3 separate regions of the Homo sapiens genome follow, and all the other regions are linked to region 1. The links are chromatin loops, found by intact Hi-C in ENCODE. Cell type or tissue: IMR-90. All regions are shown on one strand. Links, peaks and the distances in the headings refer to the core of each region. The heading gives the core; the rest is flanking DNA.

Region 1 (6,273 bases), core at 1,256-5,255:
TGAACACTTTACCAGGAGATCTTACTTCCTGGTTCCTTTGCTGCTCCCCTAAGCCGTTTCCTCTGGTGGGTGACGGCCAGAGATATCGGTTTGTGGGTTGATGAAACTCCCTCCCCCGCCTTTGTACACCTTCCGTAATCTGTCTGGAGTATGACTGAAAGTTACATAGTATCAATACAGGAATCTGACATATACAGTGTAAGGCACCAGGATATCTGAAAATCCCTAAGCTAGTTGCAGCTTCCACTTAGCTTTTAAAATCACTCACTGTTAAGTAAATGAAAAACTATACTGGGGTCTAAACAGTACCATGTAACCTAAATAATGTGTTTTAAAATGGGATCTGGTTGTAGGCATGTTTGACTTCACACTGTAAAGTAAGTGCAGGCAAGGGTATGCAATTATCTTTACAGTAAGTCGTCAGCAATTGTTATTAACTAATGATCAAATATTTACTTTTGTCTGGCTTAGATTTCAATCACAGTAATTAGAAGAAAAGAACATCCACTACTTACTGTGGTATATTGTTTTAATAAGAGACCGCAAGTGGAGGGCCTCATACCAACAGGAATTTAAATCACATCTTTATGATGGAAGTTAATCTCTCTAATATGCTTTTTCAAGGTTTTGTGATTTTAGCAATGGATTTCCCTCAGCAGCTACCAAGCAGTATTTTAAGAGATGCTTAAAGCAAAACACATGCAAAAAAAAAAATTATGAACATGGAATTCAGCTTATTAATGAGCCCAAGTTGATGGCATTTTTCTATAATCTGGCAGGAAAGCAAGACACAAAAAATTATGAATGTAGAATTCAATTTATTAATGAACCTGAGCTGGTAGCATCTTTCTATACTCTGGCAGGGAATGAAATAGCATTCTCGTCCAACTGAAAGAGCTCAAATGGTTGGACTAGAAATTATAGTAACCCTGTCCTCCACAACTCTTGAGACTAAATCCATAGTGGGGGTGTTCACAAGATAGATTTGAAGCTCAATGCAAAGAGCTATCAGACTTTAGGTTGTGAACTACACAAATATATATGCAGTACACACACACACACACACACTTCTTAGTTTTCTTAGCAGAAATCTGGGGAATGCTGAAAATCTGGCTTTAGTTGTTGAGCTTTACCAGCAAAAGCCATGTCGCTATGCTTGAAGTGACCAGAGCCAGAAAATGCCTCTGTAACTCAGCAGACCTCTCAAAGCCATGTCCACCTCCTCTGAGTAACCAGTGTCTGCTAAATTAATTCATTAACCTTATTTAGGACTAATGGTCCAGAGTCATTAGAAACTGCTCTTTCTTAATCAACTGCTAGAGAGATTGAACAGAGCCAGGGAGTCTAGCAGTCCACATTATCTTATTACACTGTCACTTTCTCAGAAGTCACAGATTAAAGAGCTCTGGTGTGGTACCAAGTCCACCTAAATGTCTTCTGAAGTGACTCTGTCGAGTGACTAGAACCAGTGCTGTTTTATTTCACTCCTGTAACAGATGCCAGACACTACCATGATGTTTGTCCAGAGCTAGAGGAAACTTAATGAGACGAGGTCACTTTCCAAGTTTTCTGCACATTCAAAATAATGCAAGAGTCTCAGCAGAATCACATAACAGAGTCCAACATGATCATTAGCTGAGATTTTGAACTCCAGTTGCAACATCATTTCTTCCTGGCAAAGCTTACACTTTTACAAGCCAGTGCAAAGGAAACCAGCATAAGACTACCCCCAGTCTAAGGAACAAAGTCAGAAGCACCTAGCGATTGAGAAAAACAATATAACTTATATTGTCTTCTTTTTTTAATTTATGGGAAATGATTTCTGTAATGCATGTAGCTTTATGCATTTTTGATGTGCACTTCATCTTTCATTTCCATTTGACCTGGTTTTCCTGTAATAAAATTCTGTAGATTTATAAATTCATGCTGAGAGCAAAGAATGCCATTCTCTTTCCACAGGGAATCTATTAGATGCAGTGTTAAAATCTACATCTACCATTACTGAAAATTTGTGATTGATAGGCTTATATATTTCACTGTTTTCATACCGTTTCTCTTATATAGTTTATGCACCGAATTTTTATTGCTCAAAATTAAGCATCAATAAATGTGGCAGCATTTCAGGCTGAGGTGCTCCAGTATGAAATCCATCATAAAATGTGACAATGAGAATCTATGCTGAACAATATAGGCAGCCCAGAGACTGGTTTACTTGGTTTATTTGGCTTCACTTGAGCATTTTTGAAATGAAGGCTCAAAACTACTTAGCTCACCTTTCCCAGAATGTGAGAATGTGGGTTACCATATGTGATACCCAGACCTGTGTGGTGGGTTATTTTTCACCCAACATTTAGGTAATTAGAATTAATGCCATGTGGCTATTTACTTTTCCTTCTGCCCCGTTGCTTTGATCCGATCTCCAAGCTTGAACAACTTTACTTGGAGAAGTAAAGCAGAATTATTTCTGCTTCACCAAATATACTTTGTTCTCTGTTGATTTGGATCTCAAGAGCAGAGATAACTCAAAATCACTTAGATTTATGGGCAGATAAAACAACAACAACAAAAGGTTTGGCTTTAAGCCAATCAAAGACAATCCCCACTGATCAATGACATAGACCAGGCTTATCATCAAAAAACAACACAAGGGGTCGAACAGCATCTTTCAGTCACTTTCCACTTAGAACTTGCTACTTAATGTGATTACACTTCTTGGGGGATAATTAAGTCTAGCAGAAGCTCCCAGGGGACCATGTTAACATCAATTGAGGGGATTTAATGTTTTTAATGCTAGAAGACCTTTTCCTTAGGAAGAAACTTCGGGGCTGGGGGGAAGAGTCCTCTCAGATCTCAGTTGGCTTTCTGCCTGAGTCAACCTTCCTGAGATCAAAGAGTGTTTTTTCCTGGAGTGTTGCACTCAGAGCCACACGAAGGACTTACGGGGACCTTTTAGAGTTCCCCTTAAAAAGTTAAGGAATGTTTAATAACCAGTAATTTACATATAAAGCTAGATTACCTAACAGGTTGTCAGGAAAGATCTGCTAAAATCTTACTTTCATTGCAGATAAATGTGGCGATACTATAAAAATTGAAAGCCCCGGGTACCTTACATCTCCTGGTTATCCTCATTCTTATCACCCAAGTGAAAAATGCGAATGGCTGATTCAGGCTCCGGACCCATACCAGAGAATTATGATCAACTTCAACCCTCACTTCGATTTGGAGGACAGAGACTGCAAGTAAGTGGGAATGTTTTTGAACAGGGCACCACAGCACCATCTAGTGGTCACGCCTGTCTACGGGGGGGAAGTCGGTGTGTACAATGTAGATTATAAATGGATCCAGGAGGGATTCCAATCTCAGCCAGATTATATGTCAATGGTATGGAAATTGAAGTACGTTAAGTGATTTCTGAGTTCCCCAAACCAGGAAGATTATAGTTAAATGTGTAAGCTCTTATACTCCTTCCTGTTAGCACTTTTGGTTTGGGAACTCTTGTTAAGAAATGTATACAGTATGTATGTTTCTTTTTTCTTTCTTTTTTTTTTTTTCCTGGAGAGGGGAAGAACTAGAAACTCAAAAATCTCACTTGTATTTTTACGAAATACAGTGGATCACTAATATACATCGCATCCACAGATAGTGTGATTGGAGATCTCACTATTTGAGATATATTGAACTGTGGCACATCTTATGATTTAAGAACTGCATTCATCTTACTAAGTAAGTTTGACATGGAAAAAGCAAATTGAATAAAATAAGGCCTACAGGATAAGCCAGATGAGGGGTTTTGTAAATGGTGGATTACTGATTAAAATACTTTTATGGAAAATGCTAGAAAATAATTGTTAAGACACGATGAATACAATGGGAACTCAAATACACATCAGTGTTTCATCCACCTGCTTAGTCTTGCTATCTCTTTCTATTGTTAAGTTTCTAAACATCAACTTATGCCCAATTTCGTTATTATGAAGACATTCTCACTATAGAGACAGTCGAAATTATATTTCCTCACTTTATGTGAAAGAACTGGTATGTGGATATTGCTTTCCACAGTATCGAAAGTATGTTTTTACCTTGCACGTAGCAGTCCACTCAGATACATGTTTGCTCGTCTCTCTTAACACCCAACAGACCCCCTGTCTCTGTCTTGTCCACATTATCCCATTCTGACCCACTGAAAGTGGTGTAGTCTCCAGAGACTTGAACCTGAATATCCATCTTTTAAGTTTGTACATATATAAATAGTTTTATCAAAGAAAAATAATCGATTTAAATCTCAATTCTAAAGTGTTTCTCAGGGACTGAGAGGTTTTCACAAGTTTTAAAGTGGGTCAGTTTGGTGTAACCGTATATGATATCTACAGACTACTGCTACCGCTGGACCTAAATATTATTTTGCAAGTATATTCATTGTTAAAGACAGTCTATTTGAACACACATTTCTTTTGGGAAAGAACAGAGTAATATCAAAATCTTCCTACCTGTAGGAAGTGCTCGACAACCTGTTGAGTTGGTTTAGTAAACTAGCTTTTCATGGTCAGAGAGATGAGGTCATTTGGTTCATTCAACATTTTAGTATCTAGAGAATTAGCATAAATCCACAGGCTGATGACCAGTTTCCAAATAATCAGTGTATACTACAGTGCAACAAAATTACACCAATTCCAATTTATCTTTGCTTTGTGATTCAGAAGTGCCTCAGGGCATTATATTGACTTTTTAATTGTGTATGGAAGTTACCATTAATAGTGTTCCAGTGACTGCTTGGAAACAAAGAGTTCATTGTATTGATTTATTTATTTTTGCTAATATTCTTTATGGTGGTTTTTACAGTGTCAATCACCTAGACAATCTGGAGACTTGTTTTCTTTTATATTTGATTTACTTCATTAGTAGTAGCAGTAGTTATTAGTATTTGCTTTTTGACCATGTTTAAACTGCTATAGGAGAAACTCTGGTAAAACATACTCAAGTAATAACATTATTCCAAAAAATAAAGTGCTGTTAGAATTCAATAAACTGACGTTTACTAATTTCTAATCTGGAAATCATGACCATCAATACGTGTAATATAATACTTAAAGAATTCAGAATAATCACTAGTTATTGGCAGTGATGTGGTGGTAAATGTTTAACAGCTGGCTCTTTGGAGAAGACGAGTCAAGTCCTCATTTGTATGTAGCACATGCCAATTTCTGTGGTGTAAATACTCTCATCATAGCCAATTTCAAACTAACCATGTGATGTCACTGTGCCCAGACTAGCAAAGAAATGTGCACAGTTGGTTCTTATGAGCTGGTGGGCGCCAGATCCAGCACACAACTGGAGTAGAAATTTAAGAAGGGAAGCCAGTTGAATCACTTAATATATGTAAAGGGCTTACAATTCTATTTGCACATACATTTCTTCTGGGAAAGAACAGAGTAATATAAAAATCTTCCTACCTGTAGAAAGCGCTCAACAACCTGTTGAGTTGGTGTAGTAAACTAGCTTTTCATGGTCAGGGAAATAAGGTCATCTGGTTCATTCAACATTTTGGTGCCTAGAGAATTAGCATAAATCCATAGGCTGATGATCAGTTTCCAAATAATCAGCGTATACTAATTATTACAACAGCATCTCACAGTATTACAATGGTGTCTAGCTCACAGTAAACCTTAAATAATGATTTGTCATATCATGGTGTCAGGTGGGGTATAATGGGATTAAAGGAGCACCTTTTTGGTTAGTTTTCTTTTTAAAAAGTACATTAAAAGATGATTGTAATTCACAGAAAATGACAGTTTTAGTGATATCAGCAAAGTATTTGAGAAACTGACATGGCCAAGAAGATGTTACATAACAATCTTAATAATGGTGACTTTGTTTGTTTTTTTAATGCTACAGAGTAAGGTGATTTCTTAATTGTCCCAACTGAGGCTTTGCTCTCTGTGAAGGTGTCATCTCCTGGCCAAAGCTGAAAGGCTGTTATATTTAGCCTGATGAAGTCAATGGAGATTAGATCCATGGAAAATATCTTCCTGCTGTGTTTTGAAGTGTTGCATTGTGAGCTTTTTATCAATGAGAAACTCCAGAAAGATATAGGAAGACCAGCATAAGGCATTCCTTTCACTATCTTTCTAAGCTGATTCATATGAATGACTAGTGCTCAGTGTTGAAGGGTGCATTTGAGATTCTACAAATGTGGCAAAATACTTACCTCCTTTTGTGAAGGCTTTGAGAAGAATCCACAGATTTAAATTTTACAGGGGATTGGAATGCCCTAGG
Region 2 (6,273 bases), core at 1,466-5,465, 1.1 Mb before region 1:
TTGGCTCGGTCATTTTAGAAAGTAGTTTGATACTGGCTACCTTAAAATGATCATGCCATTTGAAACATTATGTTATAGACTTCCTCCAAAGAAGTGAATCCTAAATATTGAAATGTTTTTATTTAGAAATCTGTCAGTTACTGGAGTTGAAGTGTTCTTTGATGAGTGAATTGTGAAATGATGATATGTTTACCCGATAGAATATTGAATCATTAAAAATTGTTTCTTTAATGATTGCAATAAAATGATACATTAAATATTTATATTTTATTATTACTATGTAAGAAAAGAAAAACCTATATGATCTAAAAAAAAAACTGAAAGTAAACACCAAAGGTAAGAGGAAAAGACAGAAATCATCTCACATCAGTACAACAGTGTCCTGGAGAGCCTGGTGTTCTTTAATCACTCTAACTGAACTTTTGTGCCATAGAAGATGAAGGACACTTATTTTTTAAAACAAATATGTTACCAAATTCCCATTTTCTTTTTAAAATTTATCTAGAGGGTGGTGTTGAGCACCTAGTTAGCCCTTAATAGTTACAAGACAGTTTTCTGAGTACTTCAATTAGCTCATTTGATTTTTGTGGAAACTCTGAGATAGATACTATTATTTCCCACAGTTTATAAATGAGTAAACTGAGGCACAGAGAAGTTAAGTAACTTGTCAAAATGATTCTGCATGCAAAATCCGTGTTTTTTATTACTGTGCTCAGCTGCCATATCAAATATAACATGTTTAATACTTTAAATTATTGTATTTGTTTAATATCTTAATTTTTGTTTCACATTTGTATCATATACTGGGAATTAAGGACAATGCAACAAATACATAGCTAATGAGTTTTATTTTCAAAAGAAAAATAAGTGTTACTCTGGTAAGCAAGCCACTTCTGAAAAGAGATTGATTAGTCTGAATAAAATCGTGTCAACTAGAGGGTGGCCACTTGGTCACTAGTGTGTGGTGGGAGAACCCTAAGCAGTGCAGACGCCCTTCGTGCAAAACAAGCGGTGCCAGTGTTCCTGGCATGGTGGTATCTGCTTGAGTGGTCATCTGGGATAAATATGTATAGGAATGCGGCAGATGATGGCAGGTAAGGTGCTGGGACTAGTTATTAGATTCAGTGATTTTTAGTAAGCATCAATATGTAAATCTTCCTGTGTGAATCATTGATGACAGGCAAAATGGAAGAAGAATGTGAAGACAAATTGCAGTGTACTTTTGGATGCTGGACTAAATATCTTCCAAGAAGATTCCTCCATGCTCTGGAATCCTAATAATCAATGAGAAGACTTACATATTGGAACTGAATTTTAAGATTCCATTATGCATGGAACTGGTGCAGAGATACATACTTTTTGTTGTTCTCTGTGGTTAGATAGCTTTCATAAATCAGCACCATCTGTTCTTTTGCCTTTGGTTGTATGGAGTCATGTTGTATATGTATCAAGACGGGAGGCATTTCATTTCTCTGGGAAATGGAAATTTCATGGACTGTGTTAAATACTACATTTGATCAGTACTAGCTTGAGATAAGAATAGTAGGAATCTGGTTGAGGGGATGGCGCTTATATACAGTGATTACATCACAGGCGCTGAATAATTCTTCATAGAATCCTAAATAATTTGATGTTGAGCTTTGTTCAGTAGAGCATAGTTTATATTATAAGGAACTGGACTTTGTCTAAAACTGTAACAGCTGTTAATTTCCCTCTACAAGGGAATATTTTTAATTTTAAAATATCTTATTTTTGCTATATATTATTATATTATTATATCTTATCTAATATTGTCTTTTCTAAAAAGTATTTGCATTTTTTTCATGAATGTTTTTATTCTGGCAGAATATAATGATCATGAATTAAAATTGTATTACACATTTCCTGATTTTATTTCTTTGGAAGGTTGCTATAGATTTATCATTTTGTATTGTGAAGCCCCTCTCTCCTACAGATGTTTTCAATTGTTTTCCATATATGATGGGAAATTACTTTTTCCTGGTGTTTCGGCCAGTTAATCAAGTAGTTGGGACATTAACACGAATGCCTTCTGCAATCCTATTTGTGATACCTAGGAGACTTGGAAACAGATTCCCTTTGGAATTATTTTTCATCAAATGTAATCCAAAGAAAAAGTGCTTTAATTCACTCTGTCAACATCCTAATAAATATTTTCTCTAGGATACCATAGCTCACTAATAGTTAACATGTCTCTCATTAAGTTAGGAAAATCTTGGAGGGATTCTAAAAAGTATGAAAAAGAACATTTAGTTGAGTGTTTTTTTAGCAATATATTTGAACTCATTAAAATATTTTATTTACTGTTATGAATAATTTTTTTTAAAAACACTTGACAGAAAATATTGTAAATTGTACCATGAGAATTTTCATTTTTTTTTTGTGCTTTCTAAACACAAAAATCAAAGATAGATATTTTGGAAATTTAAGTAGAGAAGTATAACTTTAAGTTTTTATAAAACATTTTAAAAATTATAAATATAGGCTTTTCTTTCAAGTGATAAATATCCAAAATATTTACTTCTTGGACCTCAGAATTTGAATGTAGATATACAGATGACTGGTTTCTAGATTAAGTTTTATAGTGTTCCTCTGAATTAGACAGTATGGTTTATATTTCTTGTTTTGTAAACATTTGTGTTCCTGTTTTCTGTGGTGAGAGATGGAGGCAGGATTCTAGTCTCAAGTGTTCTAGTTACAAGTCCTGTACTTTTTTTGTGGTAGGATCACTTAAGTTTTTGGATTTTTTTTTTCTTTTTTTTTTAGGCATAAGGACTCACTCTGTTGCCCAGGCTGGAATGCAGTGGTATGAACATAACTCACTGCAGCCTTGAACTCCCTGGGCTCAAGTGATCCCCCTGTCTCAGTCTCCCAAGTAGCTGAGACTACAGGCGCACGCCACCATGCCTGGCTCTTTTCCAATTTCTGCATGAGAAGTTAAACTTTAGTTATGTTTTGGCCCCCCTTTTCTGGAATCCTAATAAAGGTAGTATGTCGACTGCCTTTTTAGGCAAAAGTAACCACTGATTGGTAAATCGTATTGAGACTTGAAAAACTATAAATATCTGAGGAGCAGCAGCTTACGACTATGGCATTGTTCCAAGAGACACTGGCTTCTCTGGGGCATGAGGCTTTTCAGCCATGGTAGCTCTTGCAACTTCCTGATGTGAGTCAACACGCCTGCGCTGTCTGCTAGAGACCCCAAGAGAATGGCTCCTGCACAGCTGTGAGGACTGCTGGGTGCACACTCCTCTGGAAAACAAGGCATGATACAGCCTTGCTGGCAAGTGGGGTCTCCTGCCTTACACCCTGCACTGTCAATCCAATGCCAGGCAGTCTGTGGGGGCCTTGACAGTCTGCATGTTAGTTAGACCGGAGAAGCCCCTCCACCCCCTTGGCAGGCATTTCAGAATAAAAATAAAGACATAATGCTAAAAGACTTATCATAAAAATGAACAGCCTCTCTGTGCCACTGTTCCCGTCTTTCTCCCTAAATGTCTGCTCTGATATTTACTTCCATGTTTCTAAATAATATATTTATGTTGCTCTTTCCTGATTACCAGTTACTGACATCTGTTGACTTGCCATATGGAAGATAAGAGTTGTTCCTTTTATACTGCTTCTGGTTTCTTGTTCCCATCCTTTCAATGCTGTTACATCCAAAGTCTAATTTCAGTCAATAGCCAGTGTCACAGCACATGGCAATGTGACAATTGCTCACTGCATAACCAAATGGATACTCTGAATATATTTCCTCTTCTACAGATTTTTTTTCTCCTGGGGCAATTTTTTTTTTTTCATGTTGCTTTGTTTTCTCTGTATATATTTTTGATTTTCCCCTTGCATTCTGTGTCAGGTCTGTCAAGATGCCTTTTATTTTTCAAATATTCAAAAGTATCAGACCTGAGCCCAGGGAGGAGGTGCAAACTTGTAGTTGCAGCTATTTGGGAGGCCTAGGCTGGAGTATTGTTTGAGCCTAGGAGTCTGAGGTCAGAACTGGGCAACATAGCAAGACCCCGTGTCAAAAAAAGAGAAAAACTAAAGGGGAATGAAAGAACTTTTAGAACGATATCAGACCAATTATTAGTTTCTTTTTTTCTCATGGAGATGTACTTACTAGACCTCTCCATCCTCCTGCTCTTATCTGAACTGGTTTCTGCTTCCTTAAACTGCCATTTCTCCCGTGTTCTAGGACTTCCCTTGGGTTCTGACTGATTTCTTACTGTGTTTTCTGGATTTTGCTGGAGCACTTCCAAAAAGAGCTTTATATAAGAAAGTGTTCATGTGAAGGAGATAAAGATCTCTTTGCAAGTCTCAAAATTTCTTTTATCTTTCATGCTTGATCTTTTTGAGCATGTAGTTTTACACTGAATTGTTTTTTCAGTGTAGAAGATATGACTTTTAGTAGAATTTAATATCGCTATTCAGAAGGCATTGTTATCATAGATCATTTGTTAATAATATTCCTAGTTTTAGTCTGCTAGCAATCATCCACATCATTTGTCAATCCTTTGATTAAACTCTGCAGTTTGGAGATAACTCCTCATTGTTCTCTTGGCATTTTGTACAGATGACTCATCTAAGAGGAGGAGGTTGTATATGTATATATACACACACAGAACAGAAGTCTTCATTGTGGACAATCTTTTCAAGGATGTTTGTAGAGCAAGATAGGTATAAGATCTCCTCTGACAGCAGCAAGCAAAGATACTCCCTGTCTGTCTAAAAGATTCAGGTTCCCTAAGCCTAGGGTTCTTCTGTGTGTGCCAGTGTCCCTGGATCCTCTTCACATCACCTTGTGAGAATCTTAGCTGAGGAACCACTACATAAAAGGAAGATACTCTGGCTAGCGGTGTGGCTATGAGTTGTGAATAGTTCTTTGTCTGTGACCCAGGAATCTTCTGCCTTCTGCCAGCATTGATGAAGGTGTAGCTTTCAGGTATTGTAAAAATCCTAGACCCCTCCTACTTTTTTTACATCTACTTTCTCTCTGAAAATGTCTTCAACCACCACCCCACAAAGTTTTCTTCTTCTTGCCATGTACTTGATTGTATATAGCATTTATTTATCTTTTTTTTGGTTTCTTTACTCATCCTAAAGACATTCTACATTGAAAATATTTTGTATATAGCAAAGCACAGTAAATATCAGGTGTCAGCAAGTTTCTAAATTATAAATAATATGTTTTTTATTTGATCGAGTGGGTAATATGTTTCATATTAAATTGTTTTGCAAGGCACAGTGTATGAATAGATGAATACATGTATATACTCTTAAAATGTCGTATATTTGTACATAATTGCCCTAAAAGATTTATCGAGGTTTGTTTTCTGTATTATGTGTTATCTATTTCTGTCTTCAATAATGTTTATAAAATAACCATTTGTTGGGTAAGTACTATGTGTCAGGCACCATGTAATGCTTGTGATATGGAGGATTTTCGTACTGATTCTTTCAGTACTAAGAGGAAGAGTTTTTAAAGTGTGTGTGTGTGTGTGTGTGTGTGTGTGTGTGTGTGTTTGTGTTTGTGATGGGGTCTCACTCTGTCACCCAGGCTGGAGTGCAGTGGCATGCATGGTCATAGCTTACTGCAGCCTTGAACTCCTGGGCTCAAGCTTCTTGCTTCAGCCTTCCCAGTAGTTGGGACTACAGGCACGCACTATCTCACCTGGTTTTTTGTAGAGACTGAGTCTTGCTACGTTGCCCAGGCTGGTCTTGAACTCCTGGTGTTAAGCCATTCTCTGCCTCAGCCTTCTAAAGTGCTGTGGTTACAGGTGTGAGCCACTAAGCCCAGCCAAGGAAGATGTTTTTATTGTTCACGTTTTATAGAAGAAGGGATAGAAACATGGAAAGGTACATAACTTGCATAAGGTTATAAAATTGGCAAATGATAGAATTGCTATTCACGCCCAGGTCTGTTTAAATCTTGAACCCAAGCTCTTAATGTCTGTACTCTGCTATGAAATGGAGAGTAGGGAAAGGAAAAAGAAAAAAAAAACAAATGGCTGTATTGTCTCATATCTGAAAGTTCTTTGGCACAGTTTAGTTTAAATTGATACTATATAGTTCTATTTTTTTCTTACTTTAAGAAAAAAATAGAGGCGGGATCTCACCATGTTGCCCACACTGGTCTTGAAATCCTGGGTTCAAGTGGTCCTCCCACCTCAGCCTCTGAAAATGCTGGGATTACAGGCGTAAGCCACCTCACCCGGCCAGTACTGTATAGTTCTTAAATATTGATTTGACATACATAAT
Region 3 (6,273 bases), core at 1,466-5,465, 1.3 Mb before region 1:
TTAGAAAGATTCATGACAGCTGGGCCCTTTGACGTGGTAGTTGGAAGGATTGAGTGGAGAGAGGGAGGTGGAGAGTACAGAAGCAGCAAGGGATGACAGAGGGTGCGAGGCAGGGCAGGAGGCTCAGGAAGGCAGGGACTGTGTGCATGGGGGCCATGAGCCTTGGGTGGGCGGGGATCCCATGTACCCAGGTATGGGCCCAGGGTGGACAGGGGCCGTGCTTACAGGGCGAGGGGCCCCAGGTGAGTGGATACTGCCCGCAGGGGTGATGTGCCCCCGGTGGGCTCTGGGCAGTGTCCCAGTGCTACCCCTCGGCCCTGGGACCTTAGGTGTTCATTACCATTTAGTCTTGTTTACAGCCTGGGAGTTTCTAGTCAAGCACAGCTGGTGGGGAGGCTCCGTGCCTCTTCTCCTCTGCCACCTCCACCCTTGTGCCCTCCTCCACGCTCCCTTCTGGATGCCTCATGCACCTGTATTTCACGTGCAGGACAGGGTTCCATGGTCTGTCAGCCACCACCTACTGAGCTGTTCCCACGAGGCGCATGCCTCCCAGCCAGTGGGTCATCAGCCCATTTCACGAATGGGGGCAGGCTCAGGACTGATGAACTGCGGCACAGCTCACCCAGCCATGCGTGGTGCTCCGCCATGTGGAGAACTATGTTGCCTCCCCTGCGGAGGCCATCGGTGAGGGGGTGCTGGGCCATGAGGACTTGGGTGGGCTGGGGCTGTGTGCAGAATGGCCTCCTGTTTCTTACACGCCAAGGCTTCCTCCAGGCCCTGAGATTTTTCATGCAGTGCCTTTTACTAGTATGTAATCTTCCAGTAAAGACCACTGTTCAGTCAAAGACCAGAATGCAGGGCTCAAATACTTTCAGGTTCCGCCATTGCAGACGTTAGCCCAGGTAGGACTGTGCCTTTCTGCTGAAGAAGCAAAGATAGGCCAAGCCCCAGTCCCTCCTCCAGGCTTCCCCGGCAGCTCAGGGTGCGGGCAGGTGCCGGGAGGGAGAACCTGGTTAATTTTAATTGGCTTACATTTTTGGCCTCTGTGATTTCCTTGTTGGCCTCCTTGGGTGTGTGTTTAATTCAAGTAAGAGTTCATTATCGGAGTTCTTTTAATTATAAAATAAAGTGTGTTCGTGGTAAGGAGGTCACATCATAGAAAGCTGTAGGGAAGAAACTGGAAGTGCCTTTCATCTCCTCCCCCACCTAACTCCCCAGAATTAATCACAAATACTTTTGTGTGTATATTGTTCTGGAAATTGTAAATGTTTAAACAAATCTACTAAGGTATACTCTTCTGAAATTTTCCTTTGAAAATTTAGTTTATAATTTGGATTTATTTCTTGATGAGCACATGCTAAACTCATTCCACCCTTTTTTGATGAAAATTATTACATGTTTATTAATATATCACATTCCCTCCCTCCCTGTCCCTTTTTTCCCCCATAAAACACAATACTGCAGTGAATTTGTTTGAATACATCCCACAGAATATATAGCTGGCAATGGCATTGCTGGGTAAAAGGGAGTGTGCATTTAAAGTTTGGATAGGTGTTGTCAAATTGTGTTCCCTAAAAGTGCTTTTTTTTTTTTTTTTTTTTTTTTTTTTGAGATGGAGTCTCACTCTGTTGTCCAAGCTGGAGTACAGTGGCGCTTTCTTGGCTCACCACAGCCTCCACCTCCCGGTTTCAAGCAAACTCGTGCTTCAGCCCCCTGAGTAGCTGGGACTATAGGCGCATGCCACCATGCCCAGCTAATTTTTGTATTTTTAGTATAGAGAGGGTTTCACCATGTTAGACAGGCCCCCTGAGTAGCTGGGACTATAGGTGCATGCCACCACGCCCAGCTAATTTTTGTATTTTTAGTAGAGACAGGGTTTCACCATGTTAGACAGGCTGATTTCAAACTCCTGACCTCAGGTGATCTGCCTGCCTTGGCCTCCCAAAGTACTGGTATTACAGGTGTGAGCCACGGTGCCCAGCCAAAAATGCCTTTTAAAAGGTGCATATGATTTTCAGTTCCAGCTTCACTGAGTATTAGAATCTTTTAAAGAACGTTTCAGGGTGCCCAGACCCTTTGCTCTTGTAGGATTCACGCCTGCAGCCTCCAGGCCCAGGGATGGGGCAGGTGTGCTGTGCAGTTGCTGTGGGCCTCACTGTGTCATGGTGCACTCCACCCTCATTGCTGTAGCCTCGCTTGTTCTTTCTTCAGTTGTACAAGAGGAAGACTGAGACTGCTAGTCAGAGGGATTGGTATTTTCTTCTGTTCTGAATATAGAATCTTGGGAGGTTTTATGGAGAGAAATTAAGGGCATGTCTGTCTTTTATCTATGTTTGTATGTAACATGGTGTTTAATGAATATAACCCATGTGCTAGGTGCTTCACATAAATGGATTCTCATAACACTCTGCGAGGTATCTGCTCTTTTACTGTGTGTGTGTGGTGTGTGTGTGTGTGTGTGTCTTACTCTGTTACCGAGGCTGGAGTGCAGTGTTGCAATTATAGCTCACTGCAGCCTTGATCTCCTGGCCTCAAGCAGTTCTCCCACCTCAGCCTCCCAAGTAGCTGGGACTACAGGTACAAGCATGTACCACCAGCTAATTTTTTATTCTTTAAATGTTTTGTAGAAATGGGGTATTGCTCTGTTGCCCGGGCTGGTCTTGAGCTCCTGGCCTCTAGCAGTCCTCCTGCTTTGGCCTCGCAAAGTGGTGGCATTAGAGGTGTGAGGTACAGTGCCCAGTCTGTTTTCCGTGTTTTGTAATTTAATAAGATGTGAGCCTCAAGACCATTAGTGAGTGGTAAAGCTGAGATTTGATTCTCATCCTCCACCACACTAACGGGGATGTGCCCTAGGGCATGAAATGCTTCATTCCTGTTTGTTTAAAAACGTGTTTTTTTTCCTTGTGTTTTCCTATGTATTTTATTTTTTTTTTACTTTTATTTTTATTTTTTTGAGACAGAGTCTTGCTCTTTTGCTCACAGCAACCTTTGCCTCCTGTGTTCAAGGGATTCTCCTACCTCAGCCTCCCGAGTAGCTGGGATTACAGTCACGTGCCACCATGCCTGGCTAATTTTTGTATTTTTAGTAGAGATGGGGTTTCACCATGTTGGTCAGGCTGGTCTTGAACTCCTGACCTCAGGTGATCCATCTGCCTAGGCCTCCCAAAGTGCTGGGATTACAGGTGTGAGCCACTGCACCCAGGTGTAATTTGGTATCATCTTTATACATCTTCATGCCTACTCATATCTTCTTTCATAGATTAGAATGAATTTGAGAACAGAGGAAATTTTAGACATTATGCTAATGGCATGAGGATCCTAGGCCTAGTTAGAAGTCATCTTTGAAATAACTTCATAGAGCCGTATTTCATATTTCTCTTCTAAGAATTGTGAAAGAACTTAATTTTATTTCCCCAGAGAGAGAACTATAAATCATACGTATATAGTAACAAAGACAAAGAATGTTTGTGGAGGATTGAACTCAATTTAGAACTGATTTACACATCAGAGCAAGCCTGCTGAAAGCATAAGATTTTTACGTGGTTTTGCCAGACAGGTTGAAGGGACTATATTAAGGATAAATAGTTGAGCTGTTTTGTGGTATTTTTATTTCAAAATACCCAGAAATGGAAAGCAGTACTTTTCTTGTTTGGGTGTGATTCATGGACTGTCCAGCAGAGGGCACTGCCAGTTTGTGAGTGAGCATCCTTGCTGGCAGCTGAGTGAGCCTGCGCCTGCACTTCCCAGAGGAAATGGGTCTGAGTGTGATGTGGAAATAGTTACATTTTATTTTAGAATGTTGTCATGAAAGTTATCATAGGTGTCATAATAGCATTTGTAAGGTGTCACAGAAGATATTGCTGTTTCCTGCTACCTAGATGTACTGAACATTTTGCAGTTAGCTACTTAGCATGGTTTAGCTAATTGGGGACTGTTACTGACACATGGCTGGATCCCTACTTTGCCTCTCCTCCTTGAATTTGAGTTATATAAAGGAAATCTCAGTACTTAGGAATTTAGGGGAAAATGTTTAATTTTTGATGTGTAACCAAGAAGAAAGCATGGCAGTTTCTTATTGGTGGCTTCATGACTTACTGTGAATTTTTAATTTTTCTGAAATCTCAGGTATTTCTTTCCTTGCTGTGAATCCTGGGAAATGATTGCATTTGAAGTGGAGAATCACACAGCCTCCTTTAGTCCACTCTCCACAATGTCCAAATTATCTTTTGGTTATTCTTTTGTCTACCAGACTATCACAGCCATTATATTCTGTGGACTGAATTGTCAGTTTTCTCCACTGTAAGAATGGCGGGTGCACAGTCCGTGTGTCTTGTTTATGTGTACACTTGCAGATACAGAGTTGTTTTTGCCTCAGCTTTTCCTATGTAAAAGTTTTAAGTACTGTGTAAACATGCTTGTATACCTGGCTTTTGAATATATTTCACGCCTGCAAACTTAATTATTTGATGTGCATGGAAGTTGTAGAAGAGATCACTTGGTTTTTCTCTTAGGTTCACTTCTGTTTTTGTTTCTCTTGCTCCTTCAACTCACTGATGACAGGTGCTTTCCAAACTGCCGGCCTGATGCAGAGGTGCTGATTCCCCATTTGCTCTGCCCTTCTTTAGGGCTGCTGTACCGGCAGTGCCCACTGGGGGGCAGCGTGATTGCACACCAGCCTGCAAGGGTCTCCTTGGCTTTCTTTTCAGTTGGCAGGTGTGGGGGGCATTTTTGAGAACAAAGCACATTATTACTGAACGCTGAAACCCCCAGTGACAAAGCATTGTAGTGAATTCAAATGCACGATCCGGGAAATTCTCGGAGCCTCTGCGACTGGTCTCTCCAGCAGGGCCTGATACACAGGATCACTTGTAATTAAAACTAACACTTGTGGATGGGGGTGAGCTCTCACGTTAATGGACGTTTCTCATTGTACAACATTCAAAATATGTGGCAGGCCTTTGATAAGGAGTCTTTTTTCTTTCATCCCTTGAATAGTTATGAGGTGTGGAAATAAGAGGAGTTAGTTGGGAAAAAGCTTGCATGCTGGCTTTGTCGTTGTTTTTGAAAAGAATGGAAAATACTTGCAAATAAAGGCACATGGATTATTTTATCCATCTTGCACAAAACTGGGCTCATAGCACCTGATGGAGTCCTGGCTAACAGGTTTATTTTACTTATTGATTTCTGGAAATAAAGCAGGCACTAAACCGGACCACTTAACTATTTAAATCCTTGCAATAGGGTATAATTGTACTTTCAGATTTGTTTTTATATCAGTTGTGCAACATGTCTCAGGCAGTCATCTTGATTTTAAGTTCCTTTCTTTTAAGTTCATGCCTTATTCTCAACTTTCTTGCTCCGTAACAGAGCTGTGAATGGATAAGACTCGGTAGGCATTTGCCTAAAAGGTTTTGATGCTAGGAGGAACTGCACAATTCCTTTGCCCTTCTTGGTTTTCCTGTTTCGTGCTTATTTTTTATAAGCCGTGCATTGCTGTCGTGTGCAGCTGTGCACCCTCCTGCTGCCCGTCACGGCATCGGGTCTTTCCTGTGGGCCTCCTCGCCCTGCCCCACCTTTTCTCCAGGCATGAATCCTCCCCTAGAGCGCATGCAGTCAAATTAACGTGGAGACAGAGCCCATTATGAAGGAAATCAATTTATTCTAATTGGGTGACAACATTAGGCTTGACGGGAACTAGCACACCATCGTAAGCATCATGGTTACTTTGACTCTTCGTGAGGTGACTTAGGTGCAGTGTGATTTTCGTTTTCCATGCCTCCACCCCGCAGAAGCACCTGTGCGGTAACTGTCTGGGTTCATGTGTCCTGTGCTTCCAAAGCCTCTCGCCAGCGGCCTTTGTGGTGGGGTGGAGGGACTGGACAGGGGGCACCCAGTGAATTAACGCCAGAGAGTGTCTGGCCTCAGAAGGGCCAGCGAGCAAAGGGGTGTTAGCCCCGAGCCCGGATGGAGGAGGCAGCAGTGTGGGTTTGGATGACAGAGGGAAAGTAGAGATTTGGGAAGAAGAGGGTGGAAACAGGGTGGGTCTCCGTGGATTGCAGGGGAGGGTTTGTCTGCAGGTGTACAGGGAGTGCTGGCCCTGGTTTGGTTTAAACTGATGAGGGCCCTGGGCACATGCAAATGCGTAAATCTATCCTTCAGGCAAGGGATGAAAAACCGTTGAAGAGTTTTGGCTTCTTCTTCTTCCTTCTTCCTTCCGTCTTCCTTCCTTCTTCCTTCTTCCTTCCTTCCTTCTTCCTTCCTTTCTTCTTTCTT

What was found. Hi-C counts contacts between places; a loop is a spot of excess contacts. Peaks named below come from ENCODE experiments on the same cell type or tissue, not always from the same donor. Only the 100,000 strongest peaks of a DNase experiment are listed, where the experiment ranks them.
Region 2: it touches region 1 in a loop (14-fold over the local background); 5 of 110 quality-filtered maps call a loop at or near these places.
Region 3: it touches region 1 in a loop (7-fold over the local background); 91 of 110 quality-filtered maps call a loop at or near these places.

The regions. Positions count from the first base shown.
Region 1 is chr10:33,327,674-33,333,946 of GRCh38, reverse strand. NRP1 (neuropilin 1) reads left to right here. Exons shown (of 17, transcript NM_003873.7): 2 at 3,065-3,239. Among named protein-coding and RNA genes, the nearest start is that of NRP1, 3.9 kb to the left of the region's middle. RefSeq lists a silencer at 5,972-6,266. In IMR-90, for the core only: a CTCF peak has its summit at 3,285 (motif pointing left); a DNase peak (open chromatin) is centred at 3,246; H3K4me3 peaks cover 1,960 bases; H3K27ac peaks cover 662 bases.
Region 2 is chr10:34,404,344-34,410,616 of GRCh38, reverse strand. The region is part of intron 5 of PARD3 (par-3 family cell polarity regulator); the gene reads left to right. Among named protein-coding and RNA genes, the nearest start is that of PARD3, 410 kb to the left of the region's middle. In IMR-90, for the core only: no CTCF peak of the experiment used is centred there; a DNase peak (open chromatin) is centred at 3,156.
Region 3 is chr10:34,636,045-34,642,317 of GRCh38, reverse strand. All of the region lies in intron 2 of PARD3 (par-3 family cell polarity regulator), which reads left to right. Among named protein-coding and RNA genes, the nearest start is that of PARD3, 180 kb to the left of the region's middle. RefSeq lists a silencer at 4,503-4,797. In IMR-90, for the core only: CTCF peaks have their summits at 3,680 (motif pointing right) and 4,645 (motif pointing right); a DNase peak (open chromatin) is centred at 3,697.